2 separate regions of the Homo sapiens genome follow, and region 2 is linked to region 1. A link is an interaction called in ENCODE POLR2A ChIA-PET data of the cell type or tissue named here. Cell type or tissue: PC-9. All regions are shown on one strand. Each heading gives the region's core, and the rest is flanking DNA. Links, peaks and the distances in the headings are about the cores only.

Region 1 (5,377 bases), core at 280-5,279:
TTTGTTGCTGGCCAGCAGTGCCTGCAAGTTCCAGCAGATGAGGTGAGGATGGACAGTGAGGTAGAGGCTAGTCTGTTTGCCTGGGTTCACTGAAGTTGCTAGGTTTTGAGTTTGCTCCAGATTAGTGAATATATCAGCTGTGAGAATAAGAGTGATTAAAGCATGGTGGCGCATGCCTGTAGTCCCAGCTACTGGGGAGGCTGAGGCAGGAGAATCACTTGAAACCTGGAGGCGGAGGTTACAGTGAATCGAGAACCCTGCCACTGCACTGCAGCCTGGGTTACAAGAGCAAAACTCCGTTTCCAAAAAAAAAAAGATTAAACAAATAGGACTTCTCCATTTGTATTTAAACTTCAAAGAGAAAGCTGAACTCCAAGGCCCAGCTGGAGGACACGTGGATCCAGCCAGCATGTTAGATGTAGGCAATTGGAGAAGGACAGGGAGACAGCAGTGAGGTGCAGGGGGATGAGGCACATAGTTGTCTACATGAAACAGGCAGATCTTTGTTTTCGTATACCTAGAATAGTTTCCATGTCCAGCAAGAACTTCCAGGTTTTTGTTGTTTTTTGTTTATGCTTTGGTGGTGGTGGTGGTTGCTACCACCTGGAGAAAAGCTGCCTTTGCAGCCCCACAACTGTGCAGTTGCTGTGAGTGAGCAGGCTGGGAACCACATGCTCTTGTTCTGACATTCACTGGAGGCACCCCCCTCCCCTTTCCTTACAAGGCATCTCAGAGGATTGTCATTTGAGGCAGGCCGGATTCACTGGTGTGACTGTTTCAGGACTGGCTTGTCTCATTAAAAAACATTTTTTGGATCAGAAACAATGAGGGGTGGGAAAGGCAACAAAAGCCTCTTGAGATTCCCGGATTGCTCAGGATGTTATAAACAGTAAGTGCTGCTTTTGATCTTGGAGGGTGGTGTGGGGTAGGCGAGAAAGGGGGTGGTGGTTATTGGGAAGAGGGCTGGAGCCAGACAGCCATAATGGCTTGTCCAAAGGCTGCTGTGAATCCCAGTGGCAAAGAGCTCTGCACTTCCCGCTAATTTCTGTTTTCTTTACTGTGGCTGGCTTTATTAAAAGGACATAAGGAAGCAGCCTAGACATTCAGTCCAATCAGTTTTCTAGGGTAGCAGATGAAAAATAAAATTGGGCCTTTTGTATTTACATAGAAAGTAAGTAGGGTGGCTAGCTTTTATGGCTTATTCACTTTCTTGCAGGGAGAGAGGATGCTGTCTGTCTGTCTCTCATATGTATATAACATGCTTGGAATGCTATAAGTTATCAAAGATTCATTAGATGAGCACAGATCTTTCATTCTGTCTTGAAACATGGCAAGGTTTGAAGTTGGTGGACCAATGAGAAGCTGTGCTGCCTTGAACAATAATTTTAAAAGAGTTGCTCTGACAGCATATCTTTTGTAACTTTTTCCTCTCTGTGGTTCTGCAGTAGCCATTTTGTGTCTGAGTGACATGGAATTTCTGTGTTGCTTTTTTCTTTTTTTTGGAGACAGAGTTTCCCTCAAGCCAGTTGCCCAGGATGGAGTCCAGTGGTGTGATCTCAGCTCATTGCAACCTCTGCCTCCCGTGTTCAAGCGATTCTTGTGCCCCAGTCTCCTGAGTAGCTGGGAGCACAAGTGTGCGCAACTGTGCCCTGCCAATTTTTTTGTGTATGTGTTTTTAGTAGAGACGGGGTTTCACCATGTTTGCCAGGCTGGTCTTGAACTCCTGTCCTCAAGTGATCCACCTGCTTCATGGCAGGTGAGCCACTGCATCCGGTCTGTCCATAGTTTCTGGAACACAATTAGAAGTGAGATCTGTGTTTGAGGGAGAAGCAGGAAAAGTTTAACCTGAGGATGGCCCTTTAACTTTATATGATGAAAAACTACCTAATCAATGGTTGCAGATTATGTAAATTAAAATAGTGGTGGGTACTTCTTAAACAAATTATGCAAATTTGATGCAGTCATCAAGGCTTCTTGCTTCACTGCATCATTTACCTTTTGATTTCAGAGAAGTTCAGCCCCTTGACTCTTTCCTTATTCGAACTGGAGCTAAGCACTGAGATATTTCAGCCATACGCTTGTTAGGGAGTGTATCTATGTAAATACAAGTAATTTTAAGTAGACAAGGCTATATTAGTAGAACCTGATTACTTTTATCTTGCTGGTTTCTTCCATTGTTTTATTAGTATGTTTCAAATATTTACCATGGTGAGCCGATCAGCTTCTGATCTATGTGGATCAGTATCCAACAAAAACTGACTAGAAGAGACTGTGGTTGTGGATGCTTGTGAAGAGAATGGAAAATGTATTACAGTGTTAATGTCCTCTACAATTCCAGTGACTTAGTATTCAGTTAAGACACAGGTAAGGTGTTGGTTATAAGCCGGTAATTCAAGTTAGGTTAACTCTGTTTCTTTTCCATCATAACCAGTTGAAAAGAGGAAGACTTTACATTTAATTAGGTAGTTCGTAGAATGTAAGTGTGAGAATAGAAAAATATATTTAAGAAACTCAGTCATTGTTCTTTACACAAATTAGAGTGGATTGGTAGCTTTGGGGGATTTAAGTGGGTTGAAGTAGAAGGTGAAATGATGACTGTTAATTATCAAAAACCATACATAAATGTGATTTGTAGTTTATTTTGAAACCTACTGTAGTTTAAATTCATCTGGTATTCATTACAATGCAGTTCTTAAAGAAGATGAAACTGTATAGCTAATGACCCAAATGTTTCCTTCTTATCTAATCAGGGATCCTTCTTTAGTAGCTAGATTAGATGTTATTCAGAAAGGATAATATAGGAAATAATTACTGTATTTCATTTGTGGAGTTAAGCATATGGCCTCTAATTCATTTTCATATGCAATATATGTAAATTAGAGACCAATCTATATTATTTTCAGCCATGGCCATGCAAGAATATGATTCATTCTCTCTCTCTCTCTGTGTGTGTGTGTGTGTGTGTGTGTGTGTGTTAGTTAAACTTGCATGTGAAGTATGACTTGCAGTTTGTAGTAATTTTGTGATGCTGGTACATTTTCTCATCTTGTTTGGGAGTTTTATGAAATGTTAGAATTCAAATTTGGGGATGGGAGGCGGTGTATCATATGAATGATTTCATTATTACAAGTAGTATTTTGCAGTAGTTAGTATGTTGTGAGCAGATTGAAAATGCCAGGAACTTAAAAGAATTTTTGGAAGAAAATAACTAGATCTGTGCAAGAATTCAACAGTCTGATTACTCAGTGTTATCAATTACAAAACACCTGGCCCTGTGCCATGATATATATACTATATATCAGTATAATCAGTATAATCATACACCTTCTTGTGGGGATAAAGGGAATGAAGGGAATGTCATTTTTTTACATCACAAAGAAAAATCATGAAATTATTAATAGTTGTGAGTTGTCCACTCTGTAACTAAGGCTAACTATGAACTAATGAACTCACATGTAGTATTAATTACGGCACATATTTCATTAATGGGAACCTGCAATTCAAATTATGTTTGAGCAGGAAATATTTAACAATTTTGTAAACCTTTTTGATTGGGCCTTGAAACATGGTTTGTAGCTTTTTATTACTTCTGCTCTGTTTCTTAAATGTGGGTGGCAGTGAAATCAAGATCTCTATTCAGAACCAAAGACTGACTGTCAGGGGGTTTATCTACTTCGTAACTTGTCATTAGAAAACATGATTTCCTTCAGCTTCTCCTCGTATTTACAAGCCAATTGCTTGACTCTTCTTTGGGTCAGTGGCTAAGTAAGTTAACAAGAACAAACAACAGAAATGCTTTCTTTGAAGATATGAGACTTCAATAATAGAGTGTGAGTTAGAATAGCAATCTAATTTTATAATTGGAAGAATTCTTGTTTTTTTTTTTTTTTTTTTTTTTTTTTGAGATGGAGTCTCACTTTGTCGCCCAGGTTGGAGTGCAGCGGTGTGATCTCGGCTCACTGCAAACTTCGCCTTCCGGGTTCAAGCAATTCTCCTGCCTTAGCCTCCCAAGTAGCTGGGATTACACTGCCCAGCACTACGCCCAGCTAATTTTTTGTATTTTTACTAGAGACGGGGTTTCACCATGTTGGCCAGGCTGGCCTCAAACTCCTGACTTCGTTGTTCGCCTGCCTCCCAAAGTGCTGTAATTACAGGCATGAGCTACCGCGCCCGGCCTGGAAGAAGTATTAGATTTAGTGTCTAGTGGTTAATGGGAGAATGGGAAATCTGCATAGCTCCTGTTTGGTAGCATGAAAAACACATAATTGTAATTTCAAATATCCAAACAGGCATGTAGAATCATAGGGTCATTTGTTGAAGCTTAGTTTTCAAGGAGCAGTAAGAGTGAGGAAAAGGTGCACAGGCTTCTGTGCTTCTGATTCTGAGACTTGGTTAGAGGGCACTTGCCAGGCATGGTGACACACTCCTGTAGTCCTAGCTACGCAAGCCATATTCACTATTATCACTCTCTGGACCAATTATTGATTTGCAAGTTCCTGTGAAATGTTTTATCACCCAGTGTGTTTTGTCTGTGTACAGGAAGCACTGGATACACTGGCTAGGTGTGTGCTTTTAAGTAACATTCTTCTCTGATTCCTTTCCTTCAAAGTGGGAGATACTGGTAGCATCTACCTACCCTGCAAGGATTTAATGAGTTTTAATGACATGAGAAATGCTTAGATTTCAGGGATTTGACTAAACCCAAATACCTGGGCCATATTTTTAGCCAGGAGCCAGGGAATATTTGCACTAAGCCACTGGCTGACCCAAAACTTCTCTCTTTAAGTCATTTAGCCAAACAGCAAATTAGGGAGCCAGCAGCTCATTTTGGGGGTGATGTTTTGTATGAGAAGTTGGTGAACCCTGGGGGTAGCAGTAGGGGAGATTTCAGCATAGAGAAGAGGGGATAGTTGATTTCCTAAACCACTTCCAAATTATGTCTTCAAACAAAATAAAACTTTCCCCTTGATTTCCAAATTCCAGAATATTAGGCATAACCATAATATAAACATAACAGCATACTCTTAAACCAGAGAGAAAAATTCCAAGCTGTTCTGAATTATCTGGTTCATTTGAGATTGGACTGTATGCAATTTGGTCGTAGCAGCAGGCTCATTCTAGCAAATGCTAAGGTAGCAAACACCAGGACTGTAGGTTACTTTTCCTCACAACATTCTGGTTGTAGGTTTCCTGACACATTCATTCTGGCTGTTTTTCTTTTGCACTCTGTGGTACGAAACCTCTTAGCTCTGTGTGGGTGGTGGGCTTTTGCTTGCCAGGCAGGCAGGCACAGCCTGGTTTCCCAAATGCATTTCTCCCTGATTGCCTTCTCTATCCATTAAGCATATCTGAACTGTGTAGGATTAGCTGTGTCTTG
Region 2 (5,377 bases), core at 191-5,190, 82 kb after region 1:
AAGGAGATGTGTACTCCAGTTGTCTGAGGCCAGGGAGCTGGCCAGCCCTCAGTTGGACTCCTGCCTTTTTCACCCCTCCCAGCAGCTGCCAGACCACAGAGCCAGTTCTGTGAAAGATCCTCAAGAAACAATGAGAGAAAACAGCTTCTGTTTGATTAGATTAGATCAATTTATGTGCCTCGGGGAGGGGCCTGCGCAGGGCAGGGGGAGGGGTGCCCCTCTGTTGTTGGTGGGGGCAGCGGTGGCCCATGCGGTCACTTCATAAGTAATGAGGCTCCGTGGAAGCTGGAATCAGAGTAAGGGGGAGGGCGGGCTGGAGGAGGAGCATGTGGAAAGAGATTTCTGCAGTCTGTCTGGAGAGCTGCCCAGGTTTCCCAGCCAAAAAAACAAATAAAAATAAATAAAAGGCAAGTGCTGAATGACACAGATTATGATATTAAAAAGGGATGCCATTGAAACTGCGCCCTGGAGTCCGCTGTCTGTGGGGGTGGGGTGTGCTTGGCAATGGGGTGGGGGCATCTGACCGGCTGGGGACACAAAAGTGTGCACAATTAAACTGTGAATGTCCCCCTCCCCCCATATGTCAGAAATTCTATACTTCGGATTTGTCTGCATTGCAGGTTGGGGAAATGGCAGGATGAAAAGCTAGTGACTCTTTTCCTTTTTCTCATTTTAATTTATCAGGGTGGGGGGAGCCAGCCGGAGACCCCTCCTCTTTGGTGTTCGATTCCCTCCCTTGCACATAAATAACCTTCTCTCCTGGCTGCCTCCCCTCCCCCTCGGCCCCATTGCTGTTCTGGCCGTCCTATTGCCGCGCGGAATCTGCACTGCCGCTTGCTTATTACGTACAGGGGAGGATTGTTGACAAGTGCTCCGGAGCCTGCCTCACTGCGCTCTTCCTCCCTCCCTCCCTCTGTCCTTCTTCCTCTCTGTCTCTCTGCAATGATCCGGCTCTGAGGATGGCTGCTCCACGGGTCTGTCAGGTGCAGTTTTTGGTGGCTTATCTTGAGGAACCTGGGATAGAAGGTCTGTTCCTATAAATAAAAGACAAACCAAATAGCTCTAGATTTGTTTCAGGCTGGTATGGCTTTTGTTGGAGAAATAGGCCTTTGTGGGTTTCCCTGCTGGGGTCCTGATTAAATCCATTGTGGATGGCAAGGTGCTATATATATATATATATATGAGAGACTATGTAAAAAGTGTTGCAATTTGCTTAATATTAATATTCTTTTAGCTTTGATATCCTCCCTAGGGGCAATGGTGGCTCCTGCAAAGGCACTGTGGAAATTTACAAGAGAGAATTAATGTCGCTCTTAAAGCATTAAGCTCTGTTGACCATTTTGGCCAAAGCTGCAGTTTCAATCAGGCTTGTATGACTTTAGACATTTCTCTGGAGACTGAATGCCATCCAGCTATAGCTGGTCCCTTTTATTTTATTACCAATTTATCTGATCATTTCCCAGCATTTAAAAATAAATGTTTGATTAAAGTTAATTAGTTCATCCTCACCATAGCTCTGGTTTCCTTCATAAACAGCATGTTTGCTTTCATTTCCATTAATCCTTTCTTTTTCTTCCTCCATCATCTTTCCTTGAAAGATGGAGGAAACTGAGGCATGCAAATAGATCCTGAGACCTGAAGTGGTTCTGGATTGAGACCTTTAAACTTCGAGTGCTCTTGATTCTTCTCCCGAATTTCGTGCATTAATTCATGTCTGTATTACTGTCTGTAAACACAGATGAATTTCAGGAACCTTCAATGTTTGGTGCCTCAAATCTTAGCAGATTCCATGGCCACATTCCTATAGTGCTGCTTTCTGTACTGCTTCCATTCATTATATTTCAGTAGTGGAAAGAATGCTGCTCTGGGAGGCAGTAGGCCTTTCTGAAGTTATTTGTTGTCAGCAGTTTTTTTTTTTTTTTTTTTTTTACTTTGAATGGACTACTTAATCCTCTCTGAATATATTCATTTGAAAAGTAGGAGGGCAGTTGATTTCTTGATATGTGAGTGAGGTAATAAGGAAACAGGGGAACTACTGTCCCTCCTAGTCATGCTACAAAGAAAACAGAACTTAGAACTTCCAAGAGATTCCTTTTATCCTAGGGAATGAAGGCAGCCCAGAGAGGTTTCAGGGCAAAGGGTGTGGCTGTTTATTTATCTACAAATTATGGTGTCAGTCAGGACACAAAGTTTGTGGAGCTTTGCCCATTTATCATTACAGATTAGTACACAAACCGATAACTTTATGGCACTTGTCGATCGAGTTAAAGCAGCAGCTTTGCTTATCTTTGGAGAGCCTGGCTCAAATTGGATACCTGGTTTCTTTTGGTACCTTACATTTGTGGGGTAAAGATGATAGGAAGCTTTAGAGACCTAAGTACATACACACTTGTAATTACTTGAAGGTAGAAGAATATCATTAGCTATCTGTGAACATGCTGTGTTCATGGACATCTCCCTTTGAGAAGTGCAAATTCTGTGAGATGAGAAATCAAATTTGGGCCTGTTAGTTTATCTGAACACAAGACTTTCCACATGTTGGGCCCATTTATCTGTCTTAGAAAAAATCTCAAAAAAAAATGCCCTTGTGTTTCCGTCTCCTTCATGTGACTGAGTTCCCTTGCTCTGCAGTGATGCCATTGTTCTGCCGCTCATGGTTACACATCAGCCTAAGCCCACTGTCGCCTTGAGTCAGTTTTCTTCTGTAGGCGGCTTTTGACCTTGGAGGTGGTCAGTTCTGGGCCCTCTGTGGTGTGGAATTCTTTTCATGAGCTGATAGAAGCTCGAGTTGCATATCCTAGGGGATTCCAGGGATTTATATTTTGGTGCGTATTTATAACTGGGTTGTCTGGTGGGTGTGTGTTTGACTGGGTTGTCAGTGTAAAATTAAAAGGGTGTTGAAATGAAGTGTGGACCCAGAGCAGTTACGGCCTGGGATAGAGTAGTCATGGGATTGGACACAAAACTAGAACTGCCGATTGTAGAGCATCGTGGGTGTTTATAATTCAGTCATTATTATTATTCTAGGTACTGTACTTGTTCTGATTGTTATAAAGGTCATATTAAGGATGAAGAAGGAGTGAAGAGGGGAAGAGAGTGGGGAGGATGAGCCCTTGCCCCAAAGAAGTAACAGGGAGTTGTGCCAAAATGAGCAGTACATTTATGTTCACAGTGGTGATCATCAGAGTTTAAATAGCTTCTGGTCTGTTTGGGAAATCTTTCATGAAGATCACGGCTCTTTGTTTTTGTGAGAGGTTTTGTGTTGAATAAAGTTAAACTGTCAGCCTTGTTGTCTATTTTTATTTATTTTTGTTGGAGCCTTTCAGTGAGCAGTGTTTTCTGTCCCCCTGGGATTGTTGGTTAGGATGTACGAAGGGGAGATCTTTTGTCTTTTGGTGGTTCTTACTCATTTGGGGTCTAGAGAGCCAGAATGGGGCCCATTCTAGTAGTAGCAGTGTTCTGCTTACCTCTTCCTCTGAGGAAATAGGAGATATCTGCTGGGTTTGTTCCTTTGTAGCTCAAGGCGTTTATTGCCTTCTGGGGCCCAGGGTCCTATCTTTCTCAAAGAGTCATTTACTTGTTTCTGAAATAGGAAAAAAAGGATAGAGTCAGACATTTTCCTTATCTACCCAGTGACCCAACTTTTCCATGTTAATAATGAACACTGTGTCAGGTCTTAGTATCTAACGCTTTCTCAAAAAATTGTGCATGCAAAAGAGGTGTAGATTGTTGAAGGTGTGTCGTGGGGGCGGATTCTGGTGGTGGTGAGAGAGCTCTTGTGAGATTGTTGATTTACAAATCAGTATTTACATCTGTTTTTGCAGGGGTTAAATATAACAAAAATATGTCCCCCGCGTCCACCTATTCATCCTCCCCATTCCTGCCTCCAAATCTTGGGACTGTTTTAAGTAGTGATGGGTGGGGGTGTTTTTGGATTGTCTTTTCTTGACCGGAATGGGAAATCTCCATAGCTGATTTGACAGTAGACAAAGGGGAGCCCTAGTCGGCTCAGGGGCTGGTCTCATAAGGGAAAGGGATAATTATTTTCCATAAGCCGAGGTATGAAACCACTTTCATTTGTGCCTCGTTGACCACAAGTGTGCCACCGACATCCTGCCTCATGACTTGGCATTTGTTCTCAGTCACACCAGTGTGTTGATCTGGTGAGCAAGTCAGTGGACAAGCCTGGGCTGTGCTCTGCAGACCCTGTGCCCTGCTCGCCCCTCTCCCTGGAGCTCTGTGCTCCATTGGAAGCTTCACATGCTGACCTGCATGTGTACAGTGATGGGCAAACTCCATGTTCATATTGACCATGCCAAGCAGGCCCAAAGCCAAATCTGCCCTGGCATCGGAATGCCTACCCTGCTTAAAAAGCAATTCATTTTTTTTTCTCTTTGCAAAACTTGAGTGAACATAACATTTATTTTTCACTATCAATGGCAGCAAACCATGCATTCTGATGACCTCAGAGAGGGCCCTACCTCAGCCATGGGGGCTGCTTTTATAATTTTTCTATCATCTTAAAGTGCACACACACACACACACACACACACACACACACACACACACACACACACACACAGAAATTGCTGCTGAAAATGAAAGCTGTCTTTGGATGCTTGACTGTTTGATATGTAATGTGATAACCTTGTCTCACAGTGACAGGGTGACAGACGGCATTGGCTCTATAATACAGAATTACCTTTTGTGCATCTTTTCTACAACAAAGCTAAATACATTGAGTCACCCTAATATGCTAATGACTTTGGTGTGCTCCAGATGTTTTAGAAGCCCTGGAACAGCCTCAAAGCCCTCCTTGTTTTTCCTTTCTTTTTAACCCTTGTTTTGGGGCACTGCTTTTGTGGAATAGAGCCATTGGCTTTTCCTTTAGTTTTCTATTGTCATGTATGTGTAGCTAATGAGAGAGGACTGGTAAAACTTCTTTGTGTCTAAAACATCATAAAATGATACAGACTACATGCTCTAGTCCCTTTTTTTTTCCAGATATTAGAAAAGAGTTGTCTTCTGTCCATACATTTGTGTTCTGAAATCTGTCGTTCTCATTGGTTGCTTTAGAAGTTCCTTCAGCTAAAGGAATCTTTGGCCTAATTTGTGTTTCAATTTTCCCAACGCCCATCATATAAGGCAAGAGGGAGATAGCCATACACTAGTGTCTCCAGTTACCAAGAACAACAGGAATTCCTATTCCATTTTGATGCTGCTGTTCCAGACTCAGAAGCCTGTTTTGTTGTATTGTTTTGTGCGGTCTTTTCATTTCTTGCTAATTTGGGAGATGCGGTGAAAAGCTCCTGAATGTGCAGAGCTGCTGATGGCAGGGTTCTGTTGTGTTCAATTTCTTTAGAGTTCTCGGCTGCAC

What was found. Peaks named below come from ENCODE experiments on the same cell type or tissue, not always from the same donor. Only the 100,000 strongest peaks of a DNase experiment are listed, where the experiment ranks them.
Region 2: POLR2A ChIA-PET joins it to region 1 with 5 read pairs; 3 of 35 experiments call an interaction of 5 or more read pairs at or near these places.

The regions. Positions count from the first base shown.
Region 1 is chr6:15,317,909-15,323,285 of GRCh38, forward strand. All of the region lies in intron 1 of JARID2 (jumonji and AT-rich interaction domain containing 2), which reads left to right. Among named protein-coding and RNA genes, the nearest start is that of JARID2-AS1, 72 kb to the left of the region's middle. In PC-9, for the core only: no CTCF peak of the experiment used is centred there; no DNase peak of the experiment used is centred there; H3K27ac peaks cover 2,598 bases.
Region 2 is chr6:15,399,992-15,405,368 of GRCh38, forward strand. All of the region lies in intron 2 of JARID2 (jumonji and AT-rich interaction domain containing 2), which reads left to right. Among named protein-coding and RNA genes, the nearest start is that of DTNBP1-AS1, 140 kb to the right of the region's middle. RefSeq lists enhancers at 2,647-3,147, 4,007-4,301, 4,371-5,061. In PC-9, for the core only: no CTCF peak of the experiment used is centred there; no DNase peak of the experiment used is centred there; H3K27ac peaks cover 999 bases.